2 separate regions of the Homo sapiens genome follow, and region 1 is linked to region 2. A link is an interaction called in ENCODE POLR2A ChIA-PET data of the cell type or tissue named here. Cell type or tissue: PC-3. All regions are shown on one strand. Links, peaks and the distances in the headings refer to the core of each region. The heading gives the core; the rest is flanking DNA. Region 1 has its middle 150 kb from the start of SNX13. Region 2 overlaps HDAC9 (histone deacetylase 9).

Region 1 (5,390 bases), core at 312-5,311, 790 kb before region 2:
CTCCCCACTGACATTCTTCCTAGCCTTTTATAACAATCATTCTACCTTTTACCTCCATGAAATCAACTTTTTTAGCTCCCACATATGAGTTGGGAGGCATATAATAGCTTTCTGTCGCTGGTTTATTTCACTTAATGACCTCCAGTTCCATCCATGTTGCTGCAAATTACGTGATTTCATTGTTTTTTATGGCCAAATAGTATTTCATTGTGTAAATATACTACATTTTCTTTATCCATTCAGCCGTTGGCGGACACTTAAGTTGATTCCGTATCTCTGCTATTGTAAAAAGTGCTGTAATAAACATGAGGGCACATGCATCTCTTTGATATATTGATTTCCTTTCCTTTGAATAAGTACCCATATGCTGGATCATATGGCAGTTTTATTAGTTTTCTGAGAAATTTCCATACTGTTTTTCTATAATGGTTGTATTAATTTACATTTCCACCAACAGTGTATGAGAGTTCACTTTTCTCTGTATCCTTCCCAGAATCTGTCATTTTCTGTCTTTTTGATAACAGCCATTCTAAGATGACATCTCATGGTTTTGATCTGCATTTCCCTGATTAGTGATAATAAGCCCTTTTTCATACACCTGTTGGCCATTTGTATGTTTTCTTTTGAAAAATGTCTATTTAGATCCTTTGCCCACTTCTTCATAGGTTTAAAAACCTCTTATTTAAAAATACTGACGGTCTTAGATTGTTTCCTGTTATTTGATAACATATGCGTATCTTTGTTTCTTGTAATCTGGCAATCAAGGCCATTAAACCATGGCTAACTTCTTCAACCCATCTCCTTAACTATTTGAAATTCCTTAAAAAGCCAGTAAACTCACCCATTGAAGTTTTTTGTTTTTTTACTTTCTCTCTGAAAATTTGGTTTTCTTACAAAAAGTCTTACTTTGTTTATACCAATCGAAATAGGAGCTTCTGTTAGGCTGTTCTTGCATTGCTATAAATGAATACCTGAGACAGGGTAATTTATAAAGACAAAAGGTTTAATTGGCTCATGGATCTACGGGCTGTTCAAGCCACCATCTGCTCAGCTTCTGGGGAGGTCTCAGGGGACTTTTACTCATGGCAGACGGTGAAGCGGGAGCAGGATTGTTACACGGTGAAAGCAGGAGCAAGAGAGAGGAGGGGGAGGTACCACACACCTTTTAAACAACCAGGTCTCACATGAATTCACTCGTCATCAAGGGGATAGTGCCATGTCATTCACGAAGGATACGTCCCCATGATCCAAACATCTTCCACTATGCCGCACCTCCAACACTGGGGCAACGTGAGATTTGGAGGGGACACAGAGCTCCATTAAATTTAAGACACATTAAAATCTAATTTAGTACTTATCTCTGGAGAGAAGCAAAGGCATGCAAGTTTATCAACAAATGTATTTAGAAAATATTGTACACTCATAAAATACTTTTATCCAACATCTGGGCAAACTAGGGTACTGTGGAGGAGTTTAGTGCCAAATTTCTTTCCATTTCAGTATTTATGTGTGTATGTTTTGTTTTTAAACACAAAGCTTTTTCAGACCATCTGATTTGTATTTGATTCATTTTATTTTATGGGATTTTTTTTTTTTTAAAGAAAGGAAAAATAAAAATCCAAGCTACTCAGCACCCTTTAGGTTGCTTAGGAGGTCATCAATCTCCAGAAAAAAACAGAAGTAATTTTCCCATTCAGTCTGCTGTCTCATTCCATTACACTTACACATTCATTAATATAAGTGTTTTTTAAAGGAAAATTCTTAAATCTGAAGTCTTTACAACTATGTAAAACTAATTTCAATTTTTTACTTAAATCCCCGCATCACTCCCCATCACTCCCTCATATTTGATGGTTAATCTGTATTTTTAAATTACGTATCACCAGTAGTGCATAGAAATGATCAATTTGTATGTCTAATTAATATCAATAATTTCCAGAAGTTGAGAGACCATAAAGTGGGTAAATGCCAGCTGCAAATACAAAAAGTGTTACAAGTATAAACATCTGTAAAAAGCTTTTACAAGGAGAGGTCTTTTCTTTCATTTACACACACACACTTTACAAGGAGAGGTCTTATATTTACACACACACACACACACACACACACACAGAACTAGCAGCCTAACTTTTGTAACTTCATCCTTCTTAATCAAAAATAAAGAATAAAACTCACCAACTTATTGGAGGGAGATCAGAGACACAAAGGATAGCTGAAAGATGCCTGCTTTCCAGCAAGCATGAAAACTATCTTCTTGAATACTTTTTAACGCTCATAGCACTGTGTAAATAAGACGAGGAACATGCACAAGACAGGGAGCTCTCTGGGCTTCTCAGTACAGGGGGCCTTCAGCAAATGGGCTAGAAAAGGAGAAAGGGAGGTCGAATTCCTCCCTTACAGCCAGACCCTGCCACACAGGTTCCAAGGGCCTTAGCCCCCTGCCCTGGCTGATGCTCCCTCCCCCTCTCCCCCTTAACAGGGCCCTAAGCCCACCACACAGCTGAGCTGGACCAAGCTGAGGAGTTGCTGGAGCAGCAGCTGGAGCTGAATCAGGCCCTGCTGGAAGGGCAGGAGGGGGTCAGGGCCGCAGCCCTGGTGCTCAAGGTCCAGAAGCTGAAGAAACAGATGAGGAAGCACAGATAGTCTGGGAGGAGACACTCAAGCTTCCCACCGGTGGCCACAGCACACTCCATCCCTGGAAATACTGCAAACCAACCCCCCAGGAGCCCCGGGATCAGAAACATCCCAGTCTCTTTCAGGCCAGATAAAGCAGAAGAGACCCCCACAAAGGGCCGGCAATTGGTAGGTAGTGGGGGAGCCAGGGCTCTGCAGTCTTAGTCCCATTCCCCCTTGACCTCGCAGCAGGGCACCCAGGCCTTACAGGAATTTACCCTGGACCATGCCCTAAAATAACCTCACCCCAAATACAACAAAACAAGAGAGCACCCACACATTAAGAAATAATAATAAAATAAATAAGACAAGGAACATGAAGGATTCTGCCACTGGCAGAAGAAACTGATCTAGGCTGCAACATGAACAACTTAATCATACAGGAGAGACAAGATATTGGCCTGACTGAGATGCCAGTTGATATCAACAGCCTTGAAGACATGAAGACAATCAAGAAAGATAAATAGCTGCTTGGCAGAAAATTAGGTCAGACCACAAAAGTCAGCTCTCTAACACTGCTTCCACCAATTGAGAAATAAAGCAGCCATGCACTTATCAAACCCAGAACCAGACTTAACCAAGACCCAGAAAAAGAGCCATGAGGAGGGGAAAGTAGAAAACAGTCAGCAAGTGTAAAGGCTCTAACTGTTTAATGAGGTTCATCCCTGGAGGCAAGGTGAGCCTGGATGTAAACAGCCAACTAGGCAAAGCTGGCTCAGCAGGTGAGTCACCTGGGCATCCCAGTGGAACATCCACCTGTCAAAGGAAAACTCAGACAACAGCATTTAGGACGGGAGTTTACTTGCAAAGAAGGCTGCAAGAAAATTTTCAGGCTTTAGAAGGACAGGCTCACAAATAAAAAGGACAACAGTTATTTGAAAGAAAAATAACTTTCCTAAGAACCAGTATTACTGAATTAAAAATTAGGCTGGTCAGGGTGTAAAATGACAATTTTCTCATGTAATCATTTACCTCACATCTTCAAACATCTTGAAAAACTGTTTTTCTTATTTATCTTAGGTTGTAAGTCCCTTCCCTACCCAACCTCCCCCAACTGTGGGATGCTTACTTAACTGAAAGCAAGGTAAGAAATTTGGACTTGTTGCACCCCGGCCACCTCCATCCCTTTAGGGCAGAAGTAGGCATTCCATTTACATTCCCCTACAATGCAAGCCACAAATTTGTCAGGTGATTGCTTAAAAAGAGAAGACATTCAGCAATCCACAGTTCAATCTTCAGTCCCTACTTACCTTGGTTATTTGACTGACAGCTAAGGTCAGTAGTTTTCAATTGGTGGTAATTTGGCACCCCAGACACTATTTGGCAATGTCCACATACATTTTTGGTTGTTACAGTGGGGGAGGGGGTGCTACTGGCATCACCTAATGGGCAGAGCCCAGGGAAGAGGCCATCTCAACATTAAGAGGTATTTCTACTAGTGAAGTAAACCATGTTTTTTTTTCTAACAGCCTAAGAATATTACACCAAAAAAAGAATTTTATGTAGACATATTAACACCAAGCATTTATTAGTTTTCAATATAAATCTGACAATTATTTTGAGTATCTCTTAATACCTGGTGTTGAGATGTTAAAAAAAATTAAGTTGAACTTCTCTTAGATTAATTCCATTACTATTGTAAATGTTCTTAAATATTAGGTACTAATGGACAGAATAAGTAAAATAATGGATTACCTATAATGCGCAGGATAGTTCCCACAACAAAGAATTACATAGCCCAAAACGTCAATAGTGCCACTGCTGAGAAACCATGACATAGACTCTGGAGCCAGCCCACCTGGGTTGAGATTTCAGCTTGATGACCAGTTACCAGTTGTGAAGCTTTGGACAAACTGACTCAACTACTCTGTCTTATTTAGTTTGCTCATGTAGAAACTGAGTAAGATAAAACAGTACCTATAATGCCTAAGGTTGCTGTGACTATTAAGTGCCATATAACTGTTTGCCATGGTAATCTTTATCGGAAATACTCCTCCTGTTTCTCAGACTGCAATATATATCCGTATCAGTATCACTTCAATAGTTTTTCCTTTTATTTACGTCAAAATTTCCTCTGTCATGTTTCCACTTCTAGATATGGAGGTTTCAACACAAGGATAAATCTTAATGGACTTTCAACATCATCACTTTCTATTATATATAGTCATACAGAAGAGTTAACATAGGAGGCTTGACTGCTCTCCTTGGAGGCCTGCTTACAAGGTTGGCCCTTGTTCTCAGGTGTTTGAGAATTTAAGATTTTAGGAGTGTTCCCATCAATTCCCAGAACTGATAAAAGTGGCTCAGTAAGCCTAAACTATACCAAAACTACAGCGTATGTTGAACACAATTCTCTGAGAAAGAAATTCCATAAAGGAATTCTGTTATGTGCCAGGCAGAGGGTGCCTAAATAAATGCCCTCAATGAAAACCCCAGGCACCAAGTCTCGAATGAGCTTCCCTGGTTGGCAACATTTCACAGGTGTTGTCACAACTCCTTGCTGGGGGAGTTAAGTTGCATCTTGTGTGACTCTACTGGGAGAGAGCAGTTGGCAGCTGGAGCCTGGTTCCCCCAGACTTCATCCATGCACTTTTTTTGCTCTTGTTCTATATCCTTTTGCCATAATAAATCTTATCTGTGAGTATGACTATATGCTGAATTTTGTAAGCCCTCCTAGTCAATCACCAAGGGGGAAAACTCCTAACAAATAGTTCTTG
Region 2 (5,390 bases), core at 314-5,313:
AATTCATTCTTCTCTTTTCCACACAATGACATCGAAGGTGTTTTGGCCTGCTATTCGTAACGACCCCTTCACACATGTTAGCCTGCGGAAAGAAGCTCTACTGAGCAGAGGCGATCAGCTTTCCCCAGGTGGATTTTGGGCCATGTTACCCAAAGAAAACTTCTGTTTTCTGTTTTGTGTCACTCTTCTCAGTAGCTTTGCTCTGTAGGCCAGCCCTGGAGGCCCCTTCTCTGCAGAGGGTTAGAGGCCTGTCCCCAGTCCCTCATCATCATATTTCAGGATGGCTGGAAGCAGTGGTTCCAAGGCCAAATTCATCATCAGTGGGAAATACAAACTGGTATGGAAGATCACATCTGGCTTTTTTGGGGACATTTATCAGGCAAAGAACATAACCAATAGTAAAGAAGTGGCGCTAGCATCCTTGAATTCTGGAAAGCTAGGTATTTCTCATTGCAGTCCCAGAGAAAACTTTTTAGATTCTTCAGGGCGGGTTAGTATTTCAACATGAGATGGTATGATTAGAGCAAAGACTGCAATGTGCTACTCTTGGATCTTCAGCCCTCAAGACCTCTTCATTTTCTTTTGGAGAAGGCTCCCAGTGAAAACCGTAGTTAGGTTAGCAGACCAGATGACTGGTAGAATTGCATATGTGCATGCAAAGAATTTGAGTCACAGTTTAAACCAGATAACTTCCTAATCAGTATTGAGTATTGCTATAGGAAGTTATTCCTTATTGATTTTGATTTGCTGAAAAAGTACAGAAACAATAGGATAAGGCAGCACATATCATAGAGGAGATAGTAATCTCTAGCACCACTTGCTAAGTTAGCATCAGTGCACATCTTGGTATTGATCAGAGTTTTAGAGATGACATGTTATCATCATGATACATGTAAATGTAATTTAATAGAACCAGCCTGCCATGGCAAAGATTAAAGTCTGCAACAAAGAACAGAAAAATGAAAATGTTAATGAGAGAATGATAAAATGAAAAGGAGTTGATGGAAGGTATCTACTCCTGTTGAAATTTTGTATAAGGGGTTTTCTGCAGAATTTGCAGTAAACTATTGTTATGGATCACACATTAAGGAAGCCTTGAGACAGCTATTCCACAATATTTTCTGGACCCTGAACTGCTGATATTAAATACATATTTGGTTGAATATTGTTAAAGCAGAAAACAGTACAGAAGGCAGCCTCTTCCCATGGAGTTAGCATGCCCAAACTCTCACAGGTTTCCATGCATGAAGGGAGGAACAGAAGAAGCAGAATAGATAATCAGAGTAACATTTGTATATCGCCAAATCCAGAATTTTTAGTTCATATGTCGCATTGCCAGTGTTGTGAACAACCATTTCCCAGGTAAAAATAACGTAGGAATAAAATGGCTCTGGGCAGCATTGCTGATATAACCAAGTTGTGGCCTCTGTAATTATGTATATTAACTGAAGTTGTTAAACATGCTTTCAATTTTTATAGCACCTTTTTCAGTGGAAAACTTAACTAAATAATTGGCATATACCAATTTGTGTTGAGAGTTTTTCCATGCCTGTGTGTGTGTGTGTGTATGTGTGTGTGTGAAAACCTATTATTTTGAACTCTACTGCTTTGAGAAGGGCCATATGGTTGTATATGCACAAAATTGCGCATTCTTAAAGTTTTTTCATACGTAAGGCTTGCAAGTTGTTTACTTAAAACATTAAAATGGTTGGCATCTTGCTTAAGGCAGCTGATAAAGTAGCAACGAAAGAGTCCGGTTTTTGAACATATGAAAATTCTGTTTGTTATACTATGAATAGCAGCATCTAAAGTGAAGAAGTAAGAAATACTCTGTGGTAACTAGATTATCCTTAGTACTCTGAATGAACTCTTTAACGACCCTTGAATTAAAAAATATTTGTTACAGAAATTGAAAGCTAAACGTGAATGTTCATGTTCATGCTCAAATAAATGTAATTATTATGAACACCTACATGATTTGGGATTTTGGTTTTATTTTGAAATGAGAGCTCTTTCATTTACAAGTTCACTAAAAACTCAAATGTTTCTTGAAAATCACAGGAGCTTATGAACATTAAAAAGAAGGAATAACTATTGAACAAATAAGACAGACACTGTCAAGAACGGGCAGGACTTTGCAAGGTGATAATTAAGACTAGTTAATATTTATGTGGAAAAGTTCTGACTGGGCATTTGGAACATAATAATATGAACAATATAATATAATAAATATAGCATACATTTGCATTTATTTGCAACCTCAGACAAGCAAGATGAGTCCAAATAAAGCTAGCTTCATCGTAGTCCTTTCTTACATGTGTCACAAGGTCTTGAGATCAGTTTAAAAAACATGTTTTATTTACAACTAATGTGAATACTAATATTTGCTGTCATCAGATTCCTTCGAAAATAACATATGCATCACTGGCCACCTGTTCTAAGTAATTTTTGAGGAATTTGCATGTTCCCAGACAAGGAATGTTGTGAACAGAGATGATTCTATTTATCCACTGTTAAAAATGGCAGTTAATTTTTCCTTGTAAGTTGATTTCTAATTATGATAATATGGCAGCTATGGACAATGCCCTTTCTTAAACATACTGGGATGTAAAAGTGACCATAACTTGTTGAAACTCAGTCCTGGTATTGTGTTACTATTATTTCTCCTGGGGAGGCTTATTAGCCTGTCACAAAAGATGTAAGAAAAATCCAACATTCCTTTTGGAATATGATGAGCCTTTGTCACCCACAATGCAATTAATGTTAAAAATAGAAAGAATGGCTATGATATGATTATGATTAGGCAGAGATGAGCTATTGTCCAAGTAACAGGAACTAATCTAGCAGGCCAAAGATGACCTACACAGAACCATCAGTGTGCTGATTGCCATTTCTCTCTGAGTTTGATGAAATATTCATGCCTTTGCTCTCCTCTCTGCAAGCACTATTGATTTCTTGTATAAACGCTGCTATATTTAGTCTAGACAAATGGAATGTGGATTGCTGCTGAATAAATTGGATGAAAGACTGGGATCTTGCCTGCCACTTTCTCTCAGTCTTGGGCAATTATTTATAATCAAGAGCAGTTTTTGTAAGTTGAGGGTGATTTTTCACAATTTAGTGATTAGTCTCTGAACAAAGGCAAGCAGTTAGACGCAATCATTTCTGTTGGGATAGCAGGTTAAGAAGTCAAATTACCCTTTGAGGTTTACAATAACTGTTTCAGAGACTTGTAGGACTTTTTTTCTTATCTTTTTAAAAAAGCTTTTTTAGAGGTTTGATGTTTGTAGTTCATGGATAACAAGAATGCCAGCAAGAAGAGACTCCAGGGTCTCTTGAATTTTTACATTTTGTCTTTATAGGGTTAAGTTCTGACCTTTGTTTTTTGAGATTTCCATGTAAAAGCTGAAGGCTATAGCTTGGCCTTTTTAATGTAAAAATGAAATATATCATTAACTGCCATTGCTTTTGGTTGGAATTATGCCAAGTCTTTTAGTTAATATTCAAAATCTCATGTTACTCCAGAGCCTTGACTAAAAGTTCTACATTGGGTGCTACAATTAAGAGATCTTACAGGCCATCATTCTAATTTGCATCTGAACTTGTCATGATTAATTTCTTTCCTTTCACAAATATCATCTTTGAGAAGTCAATGTCCACCAAACTATAGTTCATTTATAAATTATTTTCCCATTTTCATTAAAGTGACACATAAAGTACCATCAATGCAAACTTCTGGTCAATCCATGGCAAAATAACCAATGTAAGCAACCCAAGATTGATATCAGTCTGCATGCACAGGCACAGGCACATGCACATGGACATTCAACTCAGATGACCAGCAAGGACATTTAAGTATATGAAGCCTTAACATCTGTAGACAGGATTTCTGTTAGCCTTTTTTTACTCACTGAAAATAACTCTTAAATTCACATGGAAAATTAACTTTGTAGTTCCCAAACTGGAATCTGCAAATTTAAGTTAGTTACTTATAGTAATAGAGCATTAGATGCAATTTGGAAAAATACAGAAAAGTAAAGGGAGAATCATTCATATTTCCGTCTAAAATACAGCCATCTTCTGTTCTCTACATCACCAGTCATTGCTATTAGAATTTAAAAACTAATATGATTTAAAAACCGTGGTAGAATATGTGCTCGATAAGGGCTGGAATTTTTGTCTTTCTTTAAAATACCAAACCCCAACATCTAGAATGAAGCCTGGGACTTTAAGAGGCTTGATAAATCTATTTTGACTACATTGCTTATATATATATATATTTTTTAAATGGTTATCATAGTGTAAATATCACTTTTTTCACTTAATGTGACAACTTTTTTAATGTTCCCACAAACATTATTTTTAATGAATGCGTAGCTTTTCTACCAAATGGATGCGACATATTTTGCTGAGACATTTCCTTGTAGTTGGTGATTTCAATAACAATACTAGAACTCTAGTAAATAATACGACATTGAACTGTTTTTTTCCCTATTCAGTATTGTCTCCTGGAGATATAATCCTAGAGTTGGCAAACCTGAATCAAATGGTAGAAATATGTAACACTTCTTGATACGTATTACCAAATTGGTTTTGCATAAGTTTTGTACCAATTGACAGCTCCACTTGCCATAAATAATCGTCTCTTTGGTCATACGCTTAGCCTATACAATGGGGCATTGTACACATATATGTATACACGTGGGTCATATATATGATAATAATCAATGATGCTCTATTTTGATTCATAATTTGCAATTCTTTACTAGTGAAGGTGATTTTCAGTTGTTGCATTCTTTTATTTGTTTTGATCTAGATGTTTTAGTATTTTTATTTTCTAATGTTTAGTAGAAATTGTGTGCCATTTTATTTTTATATTTGTTTCTAATATGTTTGTTTTGTTAGCTACTTACTATTGATGGTTTATTTTAATATATAAGAAATTTCCATTTCATATAATAAAAAAGCAAAAACAAACATCTGTTAAGGGCTGTGCTACATGCTATTAGTACTTACTGTTACTATCTCCAAGTTACGGATGAGGGAACAGAGGCCTAGGGAAATTAATAACATCTTCAATGTTACACACATGAAAGAGTCAAATAAGCATTTAGATTATAGAACAGAATTTGAAAACTGGTACATGTAAAGACTGAAGCATTTTGTTTGGTTCCTGGAGTATTTAAAGCTTTTGAAGAGCCTGGTGCTGTGACTCATGCCTATAATCTCAGAACTTGGGAGCTCAGGCAGGAGGATCACTTGAGGTCAGGAATTCAAGACCAGCCTTCGCGACATAGCAAGATAATACCCCAGCTCCCACTGCCCTGACCCCAGCTATAAAAAAAAAAAAAAGAAAGAAAAATTTAGCTGGTCATGGTGATATGCACCTA

The links. Peaks named below come from ENCODE experiments on the same cell type or tissue, not always from the same donor. Only the 100,000 strongest peaks of a DNase experiment are listed, where the experiment ranks them.
Region 1: POLR2A ChIA-PET joins it to region 2 with 8 read pairs; 2 of 35 experiments call an interaction of 5 or more read pairs at or near these places.

Annotation. Positions count from the first base shown.
Region 1 is chr7:17,784,072-17,789,461 of GRCh38, forward strand. No RefSeq gene overlaps it. Among named protein-coding and RNA genes, the nearest start is that of SNX13, 150 kb to the right of the region's middle. In PC-3, for the core only: no CTCF peak of the experiment used is centred there; a DNase peak (open chromatin) is centred at 3,390.
Region 2 is chr7:18,578,242-18,583,631 of GRCh38, forward strand. The region is part of intron 2 of HDAC9 (histone deacetylase 9); the gene reads left to right. It also overlaps the pseudogene LOC100419901. Among named protein-coding and RNA genes, the nearest start is that of HDAC9, 85 kb to the left of the region's middle. In PC-3, for the core only: no CTCF peak of the experiment used is centred there; no DNase peak of the experiment used is centred there.